2 separate regions of the Homo sapiens genome follow, and region 1 is linked to region 2. A link is a loop called in an ENCODE intact Hi-C map of the cell type or tissue named here. Cell type or tissue: PC-9. All regions are shown on one strand. Links, peaks and the distances in the headings refer to the core of each region. The heading gives the core; the rest is flanking DNA.

Region 1 (2,800 bases), core at 104-2,603, 92 kb before region 2:
TTCCTGGGGGGATGAGCAGGCTGATTTCCGGTGTGATACGATTCAGCCTGGCTGCCAGAATGTCTGCTACGACCAGGCTTTCCCCATCTCCCACATTCGCTACTGGGTGCTGCAGATCATCTTCGTCTCCACGCCCTCTCTGGTGTACATGGGCCACGCCATGCACACTGTGCGCATGCAGGAGAAGCGCAAGCTACGGGAGGCCGAGAGGGCCAAAGAGGTCCGGGGCTCTGGCTCTTACGAGTACCCGGTGGCAGAGAAGGCAGAACTGTCCTGCTGGGAGGAAGGGAATGGAAGGATTGCCCTCCAGGGCACTCTGCTCAACACCTATGTGTGCAGCATCCTGATCCGCACCACCATGGAGGTGGGCTTCATTGTGGGCCAGTACTTCATCTACGGAATCTTCCTGACCACCCTGCATGTCTGCCGCAGGAGTCCCTGTCCCCACCCGGTCAACTGTTACGTATCCCGGCCCACAGAGAAGAATGTCTTCATTGTCTTTATGCTGGCTGTGGCTGCACTGTCCCTCCTCCTTAGCCTGGCTGAACTCTACCACCTGGGCTGGAAGAAGATCAGACAGCGATTTGTCAAACCGCGGCAGCACATGGCTAAGTGCCAGCTTTCTGGCCCCTCTGTGGGCATAGTCCAGAGCTGCACACCACCCCCCGACTTTAATCAGTGCCTGGAGAATGGCCCTGGGGGAAAATTCTTCAATCCCTTCAGCAATAATATGGCCTCCCAACAAAACACAGACAACCTGGTCACCGAGCAAGTACGAGGTCAGGAGCAGACTCCTGGGGAAGGTTTCATCCAGGTTCGTTATGGCCAGAAGCCTGAGGTGCCCAATGGAGTCTCACCAGGTCACCGCCTTCCCCATGGCTATCATAGTGACAAGCGACGTCTTAGTAAGGCCAGCAGCAAGGCAAGGTCAGATGACCTATCAGTGTGACCCTCCTTTATGGGAGGATCAGGACCAGGTGGGAACAAAGGAGGCTCAGAGAGGAAAGACGTGTCCCTTCTGAACTGATGCTTTCTCACTGTCATCACTGCTTGGCTCCTTTGAGCCCCGGGTCTCAATGACGTTGCTCATTAATTCTAGAAACTATAACCAGGGCTCTGGGATAGTAAGAGAGGTGACAACCCACCCAGACTGCAGTTCCCTCCCCACCCTCTACCCAGTATACGAAGCCTTTCAGATTACTCATGAAACAGGGTAGAGGGAAAGAAGGGAAGCATGGCAAAAGCTGGCCTGGAAGGGATAGCCAGAGGGATAGAATGACTCTCTCTCTACATACCAGCAGCATACCAAATGCGTTCTCTAAGTTCCTACCTCCTTGACCTGATCACCCTCCCTCCTCCAAGGAAGAGCTCAAAGTTCCCAGCCAATAGACAGCATGAATCAAGGAACTTGCATTATATGTGCTCTTGAATCTGTTGTCTCCATGGACCATTCCTCGGAGTAGTGGTGAGATGGCCTTGGGTTGCCCTTGGCTTCTCCTCCCTCTACTCAGCCTTAAAAAGGGCTTCTTGGAACTTTACCAGCAGCCTCAGCTTTACAAATGCCTTGGTATGTACCTCTGGCAAATGCCCTGGTATGTACCTCTGGCAAATGCCCCACCTTGGTGATGTTGCAACCTTTCCTTCTGCTAGGGTGTACACCTAGCCTGTGCAGGTGTCAGCCCTGCTAGGGAGTCACTGTACACACAAACTCTACTGGAATTCCTGCCAACATCTGTCACCCTGCAGCTCCTTTACAGTTCAATCCAATGATAGAAACCATCCCTTCCCTTTCTCCCTTGGCTGTTCACCCAGCCATTCCCTGAAGGCCTTACCAACAGGAATATCCAAGAAGCTGTTGTCCTCTCTCGAACCCTGACCAGATCATCAGCCACTGAGGCCAGTGGAATTTCCCCAGGCCTTGTTAAAACAAAGAAAGCATTGTACTTCTCAGATTCCCCTTGTGGAAAAAAAAATTCTGCTGTGAAGATGAAAATAAAAATGGAGAGAAAACACTGGAAAACTATTTTCCCCTCCTATTTACTTCCTTTGCTGACTGCCAACTTAGTGCCAAGAGGAGGTGTGATGACAGCTATGGAGGCCCCCAGATCTCTCTCTCCTGGAGGCTTTAGCAGGGGCAAGGAAATAGTAGGGGAATCTCCAGCTCTCTTGGCAGGGCCTTTATTTAAAGAGCGCAGAGATTCCTATGTCTCCCTAGTGCCCCTAATGAGACTGCCAAGTGGGGGCTGTAGAAAAGCCTTGCCTTCCCCAGGGATTGGCCTGGTCTCTGTATTCACTGGATCCATAATGGGTTGCTGTTGTTTTGGATGAAGGTAAACGATGCTTGGAATTGGAAACTGAGACTTATAGAGGGATTATTACATTATTAAAATGCACGTGTGTGTGTGTGTGGGTGCTGATGGGATGGGTAAAGGCTTGGGGAGTCCTGAAATAAGGAAAGGAAACCACAGAGAAACTTGTGTCTTCCTGCTCTCCTCTCCGGCTGCCTGGCAGTTATTAACCTAAACAGATAGCCACAAGAGGTTGGGACAGAGGAGGGTAAAGGCTCAGAAGGAGGTTCAACCTCTGACTCACCTGCCCATCTCTGGGCCCTCTGCTGACACTTGGATGCTATTGTTGGGTGGAAAGATAAATGAGAGTGGAGAGGTGGAGGAAAGTGACTAGGATGCCATTTAGGAAGGAATGTCTGATCATCCCGGGTCCCTGGAGGGGACACCTTTTAATCTATTGCCTAGCATTAATATTTTCTCTCCTTCTATCTCTGAAATGTTTTATGAAATGA
Region 2 (2,800 bases), core at 198-2,697:
CTCAACTCCCCTGGGTGTCAAGATGGCCTCCACCCAGGGAGATTCCTCAGTTTTTATAAAATAAAGTCCAACCTACCCCAGCTTCACTGTTGATTAAGACATTTGGGTCCCTATTTATTTGACAATATAGATGAGCTGGGAAGCATAATGTAAGAATCTTTTATTGCTTAGTACCTTTCCAAAACTCAGCTAAAAGAAGCGGTATTCAAGAAGCATTACATGAGGTCCACCCATTCTTCAGGATCGATGGTTCTTAACCGTGGTGAACATTGGAGTCAACTGGAAAGCTTTAAAAAATACACATGCCAGGGTCTCCCTCCGAAGGATTCTAATTTAATTGGTCCGGGGTATCCAGATAATGTAAAAGACTCTCTGGTGAAGCTTGAGAATTATCTGGACTGAAGAGCATTAAAAAAGTGGAGGCCCCACTTTTTTGGGGGATAATCCAAATGCGGTTATCCCAGGTTGGGACTCAGGCATCAGTAACTTTTAAAAAATGTCCTGGTAATACCAGTATACAGACAAGGTTTAATATGATTGCTTTATTTTAAAATCTACACCTGGGAGGTTTTTGTTTACTTTTATGTAGATTTGTTCTTTTACCTGGAATGTAGTATATCAATCCCAGTACAGAATTGCCTTCGCTGAAATGTGCTTTGGTAAGAGGTTATCTTTCTGTGTTGAGAGAACTAGGAGAAACAATCCCACAGAACTCATTGCTGTGACTGCTGAAAAGATGTTCATTATATTACTCTATCCTCTTTATGAGGACCCTTGGGAGGAATTTGTCTGTTAGCATTAGGAATGGTGTGCTTCTCCTGAACAATTGGCTTGCTTTTTTCTTTAAACTAGTCTAGCTGATCAAGTTTGTTTCTTTATGTAAAAGTCAGGAAGCTGGGTGCCAAGTCTGTGGCCCACCTATAGTAAGTAAACAGATCTTCATGGTGTACATATTTTAGTAACCGTGTTACTGCATCCATTTCTTTGTCCCTACATTTGTTTGCTTTTGTCTTTCTTGCCTACTTTGAATTGGTTGTCTTACTATATTTTAATTTTTGCTATATCTACTTTATTACCCCTTGAAGAGGGGTATACACAAAATAAGTAAAATTATCAAGTTAGTCTTTGCCACTAACTGGGAAGCTTAAGAGCAGGAATGAGAATGAGAGTGTGTATGTGGGGTGGACACTATTATATGAAACTGATGTATCATCCATTCTTGAAAATCTGAAAACTGTACTTTAGACTTGACGTGACCTGGACTCCAGACTCCTAGGAGACGCCAAGGGTCCTCTCTTGGTGAATGTGCCTAACAGATTTCTTAGTGAGGCTGAATGGCCCTGTGGAGCTTTGTGTCAGGCCCTGTGGTGGACACTGGAACTACAAGGATGGATAATTCAGTCTTGCCTTTAAAGGAGTTTCAATGTGATAAAGCAGAGACAACAGATATCAATTAAGGCAATATGCTGGGAGCACTGGGAACACAAAGGAGGTGTCTCCAAATGTCCAAAACTGAAATCAGCTTTCCACCTGTTTTTCTGTCTTGGTCTTAGTTTTAGTCAAGGAATATCTCCATTACAAGGCTCAAAAATCAAAGTAGTCTCTTTTTTGTTCTTCTGTGTTTACCTACCAACACAGTCCCCACATAAAGCTTTTATTTACTCACTTGCCAAGTCTAACTCAAATGTCTTACATCTACCTCCTCTATTGTTAACTGGCTTAGATGAGGCCTTAGGCTCTCATGTGGACTATTGCTAACATCTCAAAATGGGCTTTTCTGCATCTAGTCTTCCCATTCCAATTGTGATGTATGCTGCCAGGTTTCAGATTTATTCTGTGGAGCCTGTGGGCTAAGAGGATGTTGAGCGGCTGGGGCTGTGGGATTCCCTCCTACTTCAACTAGAGAAATTCGAGTTTTTGCCTTTATACATACAAATCTAAAGTTAAACTTTATGTGGTATTTTCTGATTTAAAAATTGGAAAACCATTCCCAGGTTGAGGCAAACCAAACCACTTCTTTGCCATACACATTCTTTACCATCTCTGCTTTGCGCAAGCTTTCTAGTTATTTTTGGAATTCTGAATGTCACCCTTTATAAGTACAGGTATTTGCTTGTCTAAATACTATTCATTTAAAATGCTATTCCCTCAATGAAACTTCTCCTGAATCCCCAGCCAGAAGAGAAGGTCTGTCTTGCCTTTGAACTGCTATGGCCTTCATATGGTTTCTTGCAGCACATGTCAGCTTCTATTATGGTATTGCTGTCATTTACATTCACAGCTGGCCTTTTTTCTTTACTAACTTGAACACCCAGGAAAGGCAGGGTCAAGTTTTCTCAAGATGGGTATCTTCCACAGGAGCTGGCAAATTGTTGGAGCTATTAATTGTACCTACTGTGTGTGAGGCCCTTTGCTGGGAAACAGAAGTCAATAGATGACCGAGTCTCTGTTCTCAGGAAGCCAGGACAGACCAGTAAAGGAGCTCGTTTAATACACTTTGGTAAAGGCTACTAAAGAGAGCCACTGAAGCTACTGTGAAAGCATAAGGCCATGACCAAGGTTTCTGGGAACACTTAAGCTAAGTCTTAAGGAATGAACAAAAGTCTTTCTAAATGAATGAGGAGAGAAAATTCCAGGCATAAGAAACATGATACTGAAAGGCCATGAAATATGAGAAAGGAAAGGAAGTTGCGTGGCTAGTGAGTAAGTATGTAGAATAGGGAAGAAGTGGTAAGGGGGCTGCTAGAGAGGAGGTGGGGCCACATGAGCCATGAACCCTCGAAGGGTTTTTTTTATCCAG

The links. A loop is a pair of places that touch in the nucleus more often than their neighbours do. Peaks named below come from ENCODE experiments on the same cell type or tissue, not always from the same donor. Only the 100,000 strongest peaks of a DNase experiment are listed, where the experiment ranks them.
Region 1: it touches region 2 in a loop (5-fold over the local background); 1 of 110 quality-filtered maps calls a loop at or near these places.

The regions. Positions count from the first base shown.
Region 1 is chr1:147,756,311-147,759,110 of GRCh38, reverse strand. GJA5 (gap junction protein alpha 5) reads left to right here. Exons shown (of 2, transcript NM_181703.4): 2 at 1-2,800. The coding sequence ends at 949. All of the region lies in intron 1 of LOC102723321 (a long non-coding RNA gene), which reads right to left. Among named protein-coding and RNA genes, the nearest start is that of GJA5, 2.9 kb to the left of the region's middle. RefSeq lists a silencer at 436-730. In PC-9, for the core only: no CTCF peak of the experiment used is centred there; DNase peaks (open chromatin) are centred at 1,300 and 1,610; H3K4me3 peaks cover 833 bases; H3K27ac peaks cover 2,456 bases.
Region 2 is chr1:147,664,236-147,667,035 of GRCh38, reverse strand. All of the region lies in intron 1 of ACP6 (acid phosphatase 6, lysophosphatidic), which reads left to right. Among named protein-coding and RNA genes, the nearest start is that of ACP6, 4.9 kb to the left of the region's middle. In PC-9, for the core only: CTCF peaks have their summits at 1,097 and 1,298; no DNase peak of the experiment used is centred there; H3K4me3 peaks cover 1,277 bases.